2 separate regions of the Homo sapiens genome follow, and region 2 is linked to region 1. Evidence: read pairs that join two places in POLR2A ChIA-PET (ENCODE). Cell type or tissue: PC-3. All regions are shown on one strand.

Region 1 (8,000 bases):
TATCGTATTCTTAGTATTCTAAGAGCTGAGGCTAGTGTCTTGGGCTGTAAGTGCCTCTTAAGTAGTCGCTGAATGTGAACAATATTGGACCGAAGGTTATCTTTGACAACAAACTGAGTTACCAGATAGAGAGAAGGACACAAGCTTTTCTCATCAGCTATACTAATTACCTTATTGGAAAGTTCTGTATTTTAGCATGTATTTTGAGATTTTAATTTCTTATTAAATAAAAACACATTGGGAAATGTTATTTATATAGTCATTAGCATGTTGGAAATATGGAAAGTTGCAAACAACACAAAAGTGATAAAATATTTGCAAATTTCAGGTTGAGAAGATTTCCAATTAAACGAACCCTTATTATCTTTACATTTATATTTTTTGATAAAAGGAGTATAGCAATAGTTTATAAATGCAGATGTAAGAAAATATGAGAAGAAAAAATTATTTGTATTCAAGTCTAAGGTGACCTCCATACCACAGACTAAATCTATCCACCCACCCACTGAAATAGCACCTGCTCTGGAGGGTCTAATTTCACTTTCAGCAGCATTACTGAAAGAATAGGCAGAAGAACCTAGCAAGTCCACTAAATATGGACTTCATCAATCAGCTAGCAAACACAGCCATGTCTAAAAGAAGTCAATCATTACTTCTATTGGGTCAGAAAGCAGAAAATCAAATATAAAGCATGTCTGGATTTCTTCAAAAGTAGCATGTTGTTTGAGGCCAACAGAACTTTTCTTAAGTATTCTTTCTCCCTGCAAAAGATATTATGAACATTTCAATCGTAGACAACCCTACAATTTCAAAAGAATTTGGTACAAAAATGTCACTTACAACAAAGGTAAACTATAAAATATAGATGAGGGAGGAAGCAGAAGTAAGTTTAAAAAAAGTTTCTTTTTAAATTTAAAACCTTCAAAATTAATTCCTACCTCATGTAGCTGTGACAAATGAGAAATCTTAGAAGAGAGTTACAGAAGGAGACCAGTGGGTGAGACTGTACACAGAGAGACAGTTACATCGTCAGAAAGCCAGACCTCTTGTGCCATTCTCACTCCCTCCTCATACTTCCCAGCTTTGGCACTTTATGCAAATATGTACCTTATTCCTAGCACATATCCACAGATTTCCTCCACTCTCTAAAGAAGCTTGGAGAACTCCCTAAAGAGAGCTGGAGGTGTGGGGATGTGTATTCATTTGCCACCATTGGGCAATCAGGTTAAATAAACTTGTTTTACTGCAATCTCCAAGGTTGCAAGCAAACTAAAGCAAAGAATGAGTGTATGAAAATGCTGCATGGATAAATGTGGGAAAGGAAGATTACTAAATGCACAGTTAGTGAAAAATTTCCAAAGCATTATTATATCTGTGCACAGCTTTACAATTTTAACAATATCGCAACTTTAATTTTTAGATTTTCAAGTAAAGACTCTGCTGAATTGCCAGTGTTCTACAGACCAGAACAAAACCTGACTTAGTAGAATGGATTACACAAGTAAGTCATGTAAGGCAGCATGAAGACCACCCAGCTTTACTTTGTGAGGTGTAATTCTCACTGTAGACTTCCATGTCATTCAAAGCAGAGCATTTAGGGCAGAAAACCTCAGGATATTGTGCAATATCCTTTTAGGACTGGCCCATTCCCAAGCTGTACTGTAATCAGTGGATTAAAAAAAAAAAAAGCACGTAAGCATAAATTGGGAGAGTGTAAGAGATAAAGTCAGATTTCTTCAGTTTTAAGTGGGGGGGACCTATCTTATATCTACCCCCAGTACCAAGAACAATGCCAAGAGGGCACGTGCTTCTTATATACAGTATAGGAAGCAATGCACATAGCCTTGTTCATTGCACACTTGCTGTGCGACCATAGGCAAGTCATTTTCCGTCTCCAACTTTAGTATGTCCCTTACAAAGGGTGGTTGGTAATGAAACCTCTCTCTGGGATTGTTTCAAAATGTGATTAGATTACGCCTGTGAAAGCACTCTGTGAACCCTAAAGTGCTCTGCAAATATAAGGGATAAAATGTTGGAAAGCTGCCTCTGGATGATTCCTTCTCAAATATGCCCAGATATTAACATTTTAGTGGTGAAAAAAAGACTGCTAATATTTCCCATTGGCACTTTTCTATTGCAGAAGTAAGTAATCTAAGTAGACGCAGTACTTTTTTTCCTCAAGACTCAACAAAGCTACTTTCATTTAAATTGCAGCACGTCAACATTTTTATTTTCCCCGAGTTGACTGTTTTGGGAAATATATATATGCTCACCCCTTGTCTAATTTCCATTAGACTCTGAAAGTCAGAGTAGCCCTATCCTGGTCTTGACATTACATCTCTCTGTGTGACCTTGGGCAAATTACTGTTCTTGCTATCATTAGTTCAGTACAGGTATATATATGGCCCCTAATGCATGCCAAGCTCTGTGTTAGGCTCAGCCTGAGATACTGAAAAAAGAGCAAAAGTCCCCTACAGCTAAGAAGTTTACATTAAGTTTTTTAGTCTCCCAAACAGAAATGATAATCACTGTGCTATCCACCTCCCAGATTTGATGTGAGGTTAAAAGACAGCACAGAAGAGTACTTGGCAAAATTCAAAAATGGTACATAAATGCAACATGTTATTATTACCAAACATAAAATTATCAACAGCGTATAGATGGTGAAAGAATACTTGAGAGAAGAGGAGATTAATATTTATCGAGCTTCTGCTCCATACAGAGAAATGTACATATATTACTCTACCTACACAACAAACTGGTTAGGTGGATATTAATCACTGCTTTTGACCAAAGGGAAATACAATAGTTAAAGGAATCTAGTTAAAAAATCAGAGCCACTATTCAAACCATAGCCTGATTGCAAAAGACTCTACAGAAACCGTTTATATAGATTTTTATATTGCTTCAGAAATCCACATATATTTCACCAGAAAAGAAAGAGCCCCCAAAAGTTAACAAGCAGCAATTTCAGTTGCAGAAGTAGACAAGAACATATTTTTAACTTATTTTTAAAAATAACAAAGAAGGAAAGAAACAAAATGAACTAATTTAATTAATAGAGCAACACAAGGAATCAAAAAAGGTATCATTATCTTTTCTAATTCCCTAAACAAGGCTCCTGCCTAAAATGATTTTTGTTTAAAAGCAAAACTAATGTTGTTTTCTGAATCCTTAAGTAGATAGAATGGATGGAAAGCTGCACATTTCAGCACTCACACAGTTAAAAGAATCACTTGAGAGGGCTTCGTGAAATCGAAATTTCTGTAATGCTTTCTGTGTGGATTAGCATACCAAGCAAAGTACAAAGGTAGCTTAATGCCTAGATATATTAAAACCAAGAGCTTAACTTCTAATATCCTCTCTCCAATCAGGTATGGATTTACAAAACATTTTACTCTTGTTGTTAGTTTTCCTAGCTAAAACTCACAACTAAATCCATCAGCGTAAAAGATTGTTGAGTTATATTGGTATGATTTTCAAAATTTATTTTCAACCTATAAAGCAGAATAAGATAAACTCCAGGGGTATGCGAAAGCTGGAAACTGCTTAGAAGCAGCTAACAGGGCACATATAAATCAAGCAGCCTGGAATTATAAATATGTAATAACTGTTTAGAAAAAAAATTTAATGATTGAATCTCTTGCTGACCTAAATGGATATGAATTAACACTTCTCCTTCACAGTGGGAAGATAACTAGTAATATTTATCTAGCATCTACTAAATGCTAGACCTGTGTCAATGCATTTTATACATTATCTCATTTACTTCCCATAAGAAAAACCCTATGAAGAGAGTAATATTGTATTTATGTTCTAGCCAGATGATGGAACTTCCAGATGATAGAACTGAGATTTAGAATTTAAATAATGGTCCAAGAGTGCACAGCTAATAAATAACGGAGCCGGAATTGAACTCAGCCTGTCTCTTTCTACTATCCTATTCCATGTCAGGTGCCATAGAGGATCACACCTCTTTTCTGTGTGCCATTTGCAAATATAAAAAAGCTTGGAAGGCAATGAAAAGAATTCCAAGTATAGATTCATTCACTGATTTAACAAATAATTCTTAAGTACCTATTCTCTGTCAAGCCCAGTGATGAAAAGCACAGTCGTGAAGGAAATAAATGTGGGCCTTGCTCTCATGGGGTTTACAGTACAGATTATTTTAGGCTTTGAGACTGAGCCTTTCCCAGACACTCCAAAATTGAGAAGAAACTCCTCATAAATTGAGACTCTATGTGGTGAGTCAGATATGCCTACTCTATTACTTACTGGCTGTTGACACATGCTAAATAGTAAACATACTTTATAGATGAGTGTCATCTATAAAATAGAGATAATAAAAATTGCACTATCCACCTCAAGATAGTATTGTAAAGAATAAATAACATAATGCATGTGAAATTATCACAAACATTCAAAGATAGACACATACATCTGTGTATATATACATACATAAAAGGATAATCATTATGCTTTTCAAGGTGAAGACATTATATATTTACCTTATTGAAATAACAATTAGCCAAGGGCAGTGGCTTATGCCTATAATCCCAGCACTTTGGGAGGCAATGCAGGAGGATCCCTTGAGCCCAAGAATTCAAGACCAGCTTGGGCAACATGACAAGACCCCATCTCTACAAAATTTGTTAAAAAAATTTTCAGGGCATGATGGCATGCCCTTGTTGCCCCAGCTACTTGGGAGGCTGAGGTGGGAGGATTGCTTGAGCCTAGGAGTTTGAGGCTACAGTGAGTTATGATTATGCCACTGCATTCCAGCCTGGCCAACAGAGCAAGACTTTACCTGAAACTATGAAAAGTAATTATTATGTGACATGATGGCAACAGTTGCTACCAGATTGGGAAGTTGTGAGGTTTCTGCTAATGTAGACACATAGATAATACATGGGAAAAATGGTTGCAGAAAAGAATAAGTTATTCATAATTTTAATTACTTGTTATTTGATAATATAGTATCAAGGCATCTTGTAGCCTCACAAAGCATAACTTTGGATTTCCTACCTTGTGGTTTTGTATTTAGCTAGTCAACCCAAATCCTTTCCCCAAACACAGCGCAATGAGAACAGCAAGTTAACATGAAGTTTTAACAAAGAGATGCTCATTGCCATGCACTGTGCTGGACAATGAAGAGATGCCGGGCATGGTGGCTCACACCTGTAATCCCAGCACTTTGGGAGGCCAAGTCAGACAGATCACGAGGTCAAGAGATCGAGACCATCCTGGCCATCATGGTGAAACCCCGTCTCTACTAAAAAATACAAAAATTAGCTTGGCATGGTGGTGCATGCCTGTAGTCCCAGCTACTCTGGAGGCTGAGGCAGGAGAATGGCTTGAACGCGGGAGGCAGAGGTTGCAGTGATCTGAGATGGCACCAATGCACTCCAGCCTGGTGACAGAGTGAGACTCCATCTCAGAAAAAAAAAAGAATGGTTCATGAGAGAGGAGCCATGTTCTCAGGGAACTTGTAGTATACTGAAAGACGCTTGCAGAAAATAGACATATACTATTCGCTGTGGCAAAGTTTGAAAACAGGATGATTGGGGACACAACGGGAATACAGATTCAAGACACAAATTCATCCTCGTGTTTAAGAAACCCCTAAACCAAGGACTGGGGCATAAAAAGGCAATTTCCTGGTAAAGGTGAGTACTTGTTGGTAGGAGAATGGAGAGAAGTCACGGTGCAAACACATGGAAACAAAAGCAAGTGGAAAACACTAGTAACTACAACACAGTTCACTGTGGCTAACATGTGGCATGCAGAGGGTAAAACAGGACAAACTGAAACTGGAGCAAACTGAAACTGGAGTTTGTTTGCAGCAAAATCTGAAACTGGAGGCCTTGACTAGGGAGAGGTATTTTGGGAATAAAGACTCTTGATTGTATTAAGGAATGTGGAATCTCTTCTCAGAGTAAAGTGACTGATATAAAAAGGCTTTGACTTTGATTTTGATTTTGGAGTCAGACAAGGAAAGTCACTCTTTGATCTGCTCTTTAGATATACCCTGGTGGCTTCTGGGTGGACGATGGGTTGGTAGTTTAATCAGGAGCCTAATTAGGAGGATGTTAAAATCGATAAGCTGAGCTTTTGCTGAGTTACCCATGATCCATGACTGAAAGTAAGGGAGTACCATACATGTACACCATGAACAGAGTAAATAGTATGCCAAAGAAATTAAATGCTAATTGAAAAGCCGAATGTGTACTGAGCAGGATGAGGAGGAGTCACGGAGGTGAATAAAGTTGTTTCCTCTGGCCCAGGCTTGTCACACTTCCAGGTTTGATTGAAGTATTCTCCACATTCCCCTCAAACTTCTGCCCACCAACCTCTCTTACCACCCTCAAGAGCTCTCAATTATTCTTTTTGTTCGGATTGGGGAAAAAAGCGTGACTGCTGCTTTTTCAGCAAGTGAAATGCAAACACTATTTGTGGACTGCAGAAGGCCAATCAGGTACAGCATTTACTTAGTGGGTCAGGGAGGAGTCTAATCTGACTGAGAATTCACTTGCAGCTTTTAGCCCTGTCCTTGTCATGACATCCACAACACACTTATCTCCTCTCTACACACATTACTGCTTTAGAGCAAGGCACTTTTTGTCTCCTACAGGAAGATAGATTTATTCATTTCAGTGGTATCATAATATTGAACAGCTGGTCACTGCTTCTCACTGTCTCATTCCTCACACACTTCTGCTTTATCAGTCACAAGTCCCATGGCTAAACACTGTGAAAACCAGAGGAAATGTGTTATAAAAGCAACAATACTGATGAACAAAACATACAGACCCTCTGGATATAAGTGACAAATCCAACAGTGCATTGTTCTGTTCTTTTCTAAAATAAATCCTAAAAAGAAAAGTTTTTAGGCTGATATAAAGCCTCATATTTGAATGATATAGCTCATATTTTCATAGTTTTGAATGCCATTTATCTGACTTAGTTCATGACCAAAAATGTGTGTGACTAGGGAGATCAATTGTGCAGCCAGAACGTGGAAGTTAAATAGACTATTCAAATTTACAGAGCAATGTAGTAATTACTGAGGCAGGTATCCAGATTCCAGGATGAATTGCCAACTCCTAGATCAGGTTTAAAGGCTCTGAACTGGCCCCTTGATCAAACCATAGAGGAAGCTCCACAGGAACCTTTATTTACAGTCAAAATTCCCTATGTAAGTCTTCTTGTAACCATCCAAGAGGCTCCTACTACCTGCTGCATAGAGAAAGACCATGGCACTGCAGATGGCATTGCAATAAAGAAAGAGTTTAATAGACACGAGGCCAGCCACAACATGTGGGAGACAGACTTAGTACTCATATTATTTCATCTGAAGTTCCTAGGTTAGGGGTTTTCCAAAGGCAGTTTGGGGGAAGGCATGGGGTGGCTAGGCTTGCTGCTGATTGGTTGGGGTGGAGATGAAATCATAGGGGGTCAAAGTTGTCTTCCTGCATGCTTAATCACTTCTGGGTAGGGTCACAAGTGCTGAGTTGGTGAGTCCAGGTGGGTCTAGGTGGAGCCATGGGTATCAGACATGCAAAAACACTGCAGACATACTTCAAAAGGCCCATCCACAACAGTGGTGCTATTTGCAGGAGTAACTGGCAAAGTTGCGTATCTTATAACCTCCAGAGTAATAGCTGACATTCTTTTATGTCTGTGCATTAGCAGGACGCAGGCTCCTCCCCTCTCCCCAGCCTGATGATCTCCATTAGCTTTACAAAAGTGACTGACTTTTAGAGGAGGCCTATTATCATTTAGACTATAGCCTAAATGTCTTCCCAAGTTAGCTTGGCCCAATAGCCAAGGATTAATTAAGGGAAATCCAAGGTGATGAGTTAACTCAGATCTCTTTCACTGGTATAATTTTTGCAAAGGCACGTTCATTTTCACCACTATCCTTTTTATCATCTGTGGGCTTTTTATTGATATTAGGATAACAAAAACAATTATAATCAAACAGCTGCAGCATAATGATT
Region 2 (8,000 bases), 290 kb after region 1:
GCATGACTATCACATGAGATGGGAGGAGATCATGGCATAAGATGATGTGGGCTTGGGGACAGAAGGGTAAGCAGAGAGCTGAACTTGTAAGCATATTAAGGAGGTCGGACTTTATCCAAAACAATGAAAATATATTAAGTTTTAAGCCAGCTCTGTTATATAATAAAATATGCAACTTTAAAACATCATTCTTATTAAAGCATAGAGAATGGATAGGAAAAGAGCAAAACTGGAAGAAGAGTAGCCAATACTGGGAAATTTTACAGTTGACCACATGAGAAATGATAGTCTCCTGGACCAGGAGGGAGGCCATGGCAATAGAGAAGAGCAACTGGATTTAAAAGTATTTAAGTAATAGGATTGAATTTATATAATGAATAATTGGATGTAGCAAGTGAGAAGAGAGAAGACAGTGTTGATTCCCAGGCTTGAGCCATAGATGAACGATGGGGCCATTGTCCAACTAGGAAAATCACTGGAGAAGGAGCGGGTTTAGTGTACAGGATGGTGAGTTCAGCTTGGCAGTGTGGATTAGAGGGAACTCTGAGACTTTCTAGGGGATAAGTCTAAAAGACACATGGATATACAGGTAGGTCAAGCTAAAGATAAACATTTAGGAATGATCTGCATGCATTATTGTTGATTAGTTGGTTATTTTTAAGTTTTTGCCTCAACTTTTATTTTAGAATCGGAGTACTTGTACAGATTTGTTACAAAGGAATATTGTGTAATGCTGAGGTTTGGGGTATGACTGAATCCATCACCCAGGTAGTGAGCATAGTACACAATAGGTAGTTTTTCAGCCCTTGCCTCCCTCTCTCTGTGCCCCTCTTGTAGTCCCAGTATCTATTTTTCCCATATTTATGTTCATGCATACTCAAAATTTAGCTCCCACTTATAAGTGAGAACACGTGGTATTTGGCCTTCTGTTTCTGCATTACACCTTTGTTTGTCAGTTTTATTGTCACTGTGTATTGATAAGAATCTGGATTCAAACTGCCTAAGTTGGAATCTTGGCTCCCCTCCACTTTTGTTGAGAGATCTTGACTAACGTACTTTAATATCTGCAAGTCTTGGTATTCTCATAGAGATGAATGATGGGGCCATTGTCCAACTAGGAAAATCAGTTTTACTAACTATCAGTAATCAGTTTTACTAACTGATAATAAAACTATCAGTTTTACTAACTATGTACAAATGCAAAATGAAATCAATTAAAGGACTAAAGTGAAGTTAATTATATGTATAAAATATAGCCTGTATAGAATGAGCTCTTACTAGATGTTAACGGTTCCTATCTGCTATCAGCCCTTTTGGCATTATAAAGGTTATCAACTTCATGGGTTTTTGTTTAACAGTATAGAGCTCATTCAAAGCCAACAGACTTACAGGTCAAACTATTTCAGTCTTCATCCAAATACAGATCATATCATTCAAATCTTCAACAATAGTAACACATAAGTTCCTACTAATAGGCTGTTACCTTTAATTATCGTAGCAAGTACTGACACCATTTTTGACACATTCTATTCCATATTTTTTTCTGTTCTTTATATTATACTTTTGTCATTTTTGGTAAGTAGTTCCTAGAATTAAAATATGCATTACTTTATAATAAGGAAGAATTGATAGAAATTAAATGAATATCTTAAATTTTCATCATAATTGTTTTTCCTAACTCACCGATGCAAAAGCATTCAAAATGTAATATTATGCTTCCACGGGTATATGCTGAAAACTGTTACTGAATAATGGTTCTCTTTTTACCTATACCAGACAATATTGTCAAAAAAACATAAATAACTTTATTAGCTGTCACTATCTTGCTATTCTTCATCAAAAGACACGGTGGAATGAAGTCTAAATACTAAATAAAGATAGAGCTATATGTATGTGTGTGGGTATATGCATATATACACATACATATGCACAGAATAAATTAAAATGGAATGTAAGTTATAAAAATGGAATTTTTTAAAAGATAATGAAGAAATCTTCATCCTGGAAGGGATCCTAAGAATCAAAGCCCAGTGGCTTTGTTATGCAGATAAGTGCATCTGTGGTCTGAAGAGGTGGGATGAATTGCTTGAGATAATGCAATCATATGTGGCAGAGAATTCTGGTCTCCTAATTCCCAGGCCAGTGTTTCCTCACTATACTGTCATTAACACACTTACTACTGAGCTTCATTTTAAATTAATTCTGATAGAAAATCATGAATGTATTTGTGGTGTTAAACATCTCATATTCCCACCATAGTAGCTAAACAGACTCAAATCACAGTTAAACTGATTATCTCTACCTTCTTTATTTAACTATATATTATAGTGTTAAAAAAATAACCCCAGATAGACAATTAAAAGATTCACACAGAGAGTTATTGTCTACAAAAGATTTGAAAATAAGGCTGACATCTGTTACAAAGAAAGATTAATTAGGTATCATTTTAAATGATGAACTCTGGCTCCATTTCCCATGAGAACAGTTGGTAAATGTACTGTTCTAATTAGGGATTTGGATCAAAATATCATTTTATTCTAATCATGAAGCCTATTAAGATTTTTATTAATACTATCAGTTTTACTAACTATGTACATCACACATGTTTATCTGACAAACACAAATACTTTTCCTCTGGTGAAAAAACAATCTTATGTAAATGATATAATATTTATAGTTAGGGTTATGAATTTAGGGCTAACCTACTACATTATAATTCCTTTTTCTTTCATCATATCATGCTTTCTTCATGATATCTTATTAAAAGTATTGTTATTAAAATCTCATAAAATCCTATAAAATAAGTGACAGAACAAGCAAGACTCTGCCAAGAAGTGTGGCAATCATGGCTGAAATCATGGGCTTGCATTCTCTATGAAGGTCCAGTTCCTCCAAAAGTATTTCCAAAGAGAAGCACATCCCAGAGTCCCCAGCTTTTATCTATTATCTCTCTAGTTCCACCTAAGTCCAGTCACATGACTTGTCCCAGCTACTGAAGCACAGTTTGGAAAGGCAGTGTGGATAATAGAAAGAACACAGAAATCATAATGTGAGGTCCTGAGATTGAGTTCTGCTTTTCGCTACTTACCAGTTCTATCGCTTTAGGCTAATTACTTAAGCCCCTAAACTCTTCATAATTTTATTTTGCCATTTGTAATAATGAGATAGTTATGATGATAATACACTTATTTTTCAAGGGTTATTGTCAGAATTAAGTGAGATAATTTTGGGAGGATGACATACAGTGTTATTCAAGGGATCAGTTATTCAATACTTTAAGTAACTCTCCCAGAATTTGTGAATAGCTGTCTTACACTTTCCAAAAATGTATTACATCAAGATTAGTTGGGGAAAAGAATGGGGAAAGTTAAGATAGAAATACTTGTATATGTGTAATTAAAGACTAAATTGCTTGCAGGTTTCTACTGATAACGTGCTGATTTTTATAAATGATTATTATTTATGAATTTATTGATGGAGAAGAATTATCTTAATCTTAGAGCAACCAGAGACAATCTCTTTTTTAAAACATTTCATTATAATTGGCAGGAAAGGAAAATAAAAAAACATCCTATTAAAAAACAGACATTTGGAAAAGCTAGTTACATGAGGAGGCCTGCCCTGTTGTAAATGCATCCTCACTGATGCATTTACACGTACACAGCATGCTGTCACCTCAAAAAACTAAAAGGTAATGATGGCAGAGATGAAGCTCACAGGCAAGCCTAATATAGCAGAGAGGTATTTGCTGGATGGATTTCCATAGATGGAAATGAGGGAGCTTTGCAGGAGCAGTGTGCATGTGCGTATGTGTGTGTGTGTGTTTGTGTGGTGTGTGTGTGTGTCTGTGTGTGTGTGTGGTTTATCTAAAAAACTTACCTAATATATTCCTATTTAGACTCATATGTTTAAACTCCTTGAAGCAAATTTAGAGCATCTTTCACCCAGCAGGCCAAGAAAACATCTGTGATATCAAGTGATGTTTAGAAAACAGCATTTTAGAATTCAAAATAAAATAACTTTTATAGCGATCCATAAAAATACTTATTCTTACAACTTGGATTACTGACTTTGTTGAAGAGAAGAATGCCAGCGAGAAAATTGGCACTACATATTAGCTACTAAAATGTTCAAATCTAGACATATTTTAGAAACAGCAATAAAGAAACCAATATTAGCCTTCAAACTGAATATACGTCACAGGGCACAACTCAGAGTTAGTGAGACCACAAATAGCTTACTGCTACAAATACAAAATCTACATCAGTCTATTACCAAAAGTTCTAAGCTCAACTAATTATAATCACTCCCTTGCAAACTACCCCTGTTGGTCTCCTCTCACTGTCTTGTAACTGCTCTGGGAAAACTCTAAGCTGTATAAACCCAGTTATGTGCCTCTAGGCTGTCTCCTTGAAGGTGAACATCAACGAAGAGATTAGTATAACTGAGCAGATCTGTTTCACCACAAATTTACAACCATTAATCTCTTCTCTTAACAAAGTCCTTTGGCTCGTATTCTGAGTTCCAGGCTCTCTTGCCTTCCCAAGGAATAACTTCTTTGACTATTCTTTCTTTCTCCTTCATCTTAAACCTCTCCTCTCAGTTGGATTATTTATATTAACATATAAGCATGTTTTATTTCTGATCTTCAACAAAATAAAAATGTCTGATCTCCCAATAGTTACTGCTCTAGATTTCTCTGTCTGTTCTTATCCAACACTTACTTTAGAATATTCTTCTTGTCCTGGTTTCACTTCTACACTTCCTGTTTACCTTTCAACATCAGACATGTCATCTGCCTGCAACACTCCACCCAAGCCACTCTTGCTAAAGTTGTACTGACCTCCATACAGTTTTTAAGCATTTGACTCAGTTGGCCACTATGTCTCAAAACACAGGCTTCACTGACGCTGACACCACACTTCCTCCTATTTCTTTGACAACTCTTTCTCAGTCTCTTTTGCTAACAACTCCTCTTTTAAAGTTTTCAATGTTGGAGTTCCTTGGTTTCAGAGATAGTACTTTTTCTTCTCGCATTAGGTTCTCTTCCTAAAAGGTATCATCCATTCCCATGACTTTAAAGACAGTCTGTGCCAATGACTCCCAAACTGATATTACTAGTCTGGATCCCCAGAGTTACAGGCTCATATCCAACTAACTACTTCACTCAGTCACTTACATGCTTCTAGGTCCCTGCATACCAATGTGTCCAATATGGGACACTTATTCTTCCCTCCTCTCTTTCAATGGCTTTCCATTTCATTTAGAATAGAATCCAACCACTTTAACATGGCCTCAAACTCTGCATAATCTGGACTTTGTCCAGATCTTCAAACTCATCCCAAGCTTCTATATTGCAACCTCATTGAACCAATTTCAGTTCCTAGAAAACACCAAGCTCTTGCCTCCCTCGGGTATTGAATATGTTATTTCTTATCTGGACAGCTTCTTCACTTCTTCCCACCCATCAAGTAAGAGTCTTCACTTGGCTAAAATCAACTCATCTATCAGGGTCCAATTCAAGCATTGTACTCTCCAACTCTCCAAACCAAGATAGTTATCACTCCCCAGATGTTATTCTTTCTTATAGAATTCAGTTAATTTATTTCACATAAATTATCACAATGCTTAGCTAAGATCATATGTATGCTATGTCCAACTCTTCTATTAACAGTAGACAATAAACTTCATTTAATAAACCAGTTTTTGTTTTATTCACCATTATAACACACTGCTTTTTCCGCAGCAAGTGTTCAACATACATGAGTTCCTCAACCAAATGAATAAAAGTTCATGACTGGCTACATAAGCAGATGAAGCTACTTAACCTTGTAATAATTCTATATATACTATCCATGTCTATTCAAAATACAAAACATTTCATGTTTTTGTCTCATTTAATACCTGAATTTACACTAGGTTTGAGACATGTCCTAACCAACTAGAGAGTTATCCAGTTTACAGAATGTCCCATTTTGTTGTTGCATTTGATATTCCAAACTTATTTTTGTTAGCAGATAATGAATGAGGCATAGAAAGATAAGACTTGCTAAAATTCACATTTCTAGTAAGAGAGCAGATCTTTAGAATCTCATCTCAAATATTCTTTACATTTATAAGACTGCTCCAAAATTAAATTTTAAGTCCTTGGAGAAATAGGTCAGAAACACAGTTTTGTTTTTCCTTTTTGTTTTTCTTTTTGAGACAGGGTCTCACTCTGTCGCCCAGGCTGCAGTGCAGTGATGTGATCTTGGCTCACTGCAGCCTCAACCTGCCAGGCTCAAGCGATCCTCCCACCTCAGACTCCCAAGTAGTAGCTGGGACTACAGGTGCACACCACCACACCTGTTTAAGTTTTCTATTTTTTGTAGATACGGGGTTTCACCATGTTGCCCACACTGGTCTCTAACTCCTGAGCTCAAGCAATCCACCCGCCTCGGCCTCCTGAAGTGCTAGAATTACAGGGCTGAGCCACCGTGCCCAGCCCAGAAACACAAATTTAATCTGCCACTTATTCCCTTGAAAGACAATTGCAAGAAATATTAACTTTGTTTTTATTAATAACATCAAATTATGAAATTTACCTTCACCACTCCCACCAAGTATAATGCTAAATAATTTTGTCAGCAAAGCGAAAACCTTTGAAACTATTCTATCTAGGAACAAACTATACTGTCTTGGTTTTTCTGGTTTCATCCACTAGTTAAAACTAAAATAATGTGGTAATGGGAAGAATCCCCCTAATTTTGAGGAGAGGAAGTTAAGAAAGTCATAGCTGGTTTGGCCAATCTATTATAATGCTAATGACTTTCACAAACCTATCCAATAATTAGGTGATCCACATTTTATTTTGATAGTTCTTTTCCAAGTTTAAACATATAAGCAGAAAAACGTATTTATTAGATAATGCAAGTAGATTATTTATAGTATTATCAAATGTAGACTCACATGGAGCCATTTCTCAAACAGCTGCTCTATTTTATTATTAATAAGAAAATAATAGATAACATTTACTGAGTACTTACGAAACTCAATGCACTATCCTAAACTTTTAAAGTGCTACCTTATTTTATTCTTGAACCCCTCTTTAATATAGACATCATTTTATCATTTCTTTATAATAATAAATGCTGAATTTCATGGACCAGAAGACTGGATGGACCCCAAGTTTACTCAGCTGGTAGGTTGTTCATCTGAAATTTTAACTTTTTAAGTTGTGTACTTAAAACGCATTTTCTTAACATGTTGGTAATACTGACCATCTTTGCCTTTTTAGATTATAGTTGACCTTGGTTTTTTTAGCTTCAAGGTAGTGATTATAGCCCTTTTTTCTGGATGTCTAACATTTTCATGAAAATCCTTTAAAACCTACATTAAGAATGAGTGTCAGCTATGAGCATGAAATCAGGCAGAAGCAAGAAATCCCTTTTTTTTCACTTACTATCTGTTGATCGTGGGCACATTTTCTTACTTCAATAAGCCTCGATTGCCTTGTCTATAAAATAAGGGTAAAAATAATCATAAGCTACTTCTCATAAGAAATAATTCTCATAAGAAATAATTAATGCATGTTGTTCATCAAGCATGCTCCCTAGCCCATAGGAGATGGCCAATAGGTGAAGTTCTTATCATATTTTTCAAAATTTTTTTGAGAAGTATTTGCAGGTCCAAAATCATGGCTTAAACACAAGCTGGCTTCACTTTCCCCCACAGAAAACTAAAAATAAGTATACAGCACCAATATTATCTCCAGCAATATCCCAGAACTCAAATATGATAGTCAGATCTCAGGGCCACAGAGAAGTTAAAAAAAAAAAAAAAAAAAAAAAAAAAAAAAAAACTCTGAGCCAGTGGTAGGAGAATAGGCTTTGCATGTCTTAGATGCCCCTCCCCGCAATCTTCCTGGCACCAAGCATGTGAAAAATTTCCCCTAACTCAGTTTCTACACTAGAAAAAGTGAGATTGAGGTGGACAACTGGCTTTTTCACTGTCAGGTTCTT

The links. Peaks named below come from ENCODE experiments on the same cell type or tissue, not always from the same donor. Only the 100,000 strongest peaks of a DNase experiment are listed, where the experiment ranks them.
Region 2: POLR2A ChIA-PET joins it to region 1 with 5 read pairs; 2 of 35 experiments call an interaction of 5 or more read pairs at or near these places.

What each region holds. Positions count from the first base shown.
Region 1 is chr1:106,674,608-106,682,607 of GRCh38, forward strand. No RefSeq gene overlaps it. Among named protein-coding and RNA genes, the nearest start is that of LINC01661, 140 kb to the right of the region's middle. In PC-3, no CTCF peak of the experiment used is centred here; DNase peaks (open chromatin) are centred at 1,614, 2,734 and 4,244; H3K4me3 peaks cover 1,430 bases; H3K27ac peaks cover 3,990 bases.
Region 2 is chr1:106,967,844-106,975,843 of GRCh38, forward strand. No RefSeq gene overlaps it. Among named protein-coding and RNA genes, the nearest start is that of PRMT6, 85 kb to the right of the region's middle. In PC-3, no CTCF peak of the experiment used is centred here; no DNase peak of the experiment used is centred here.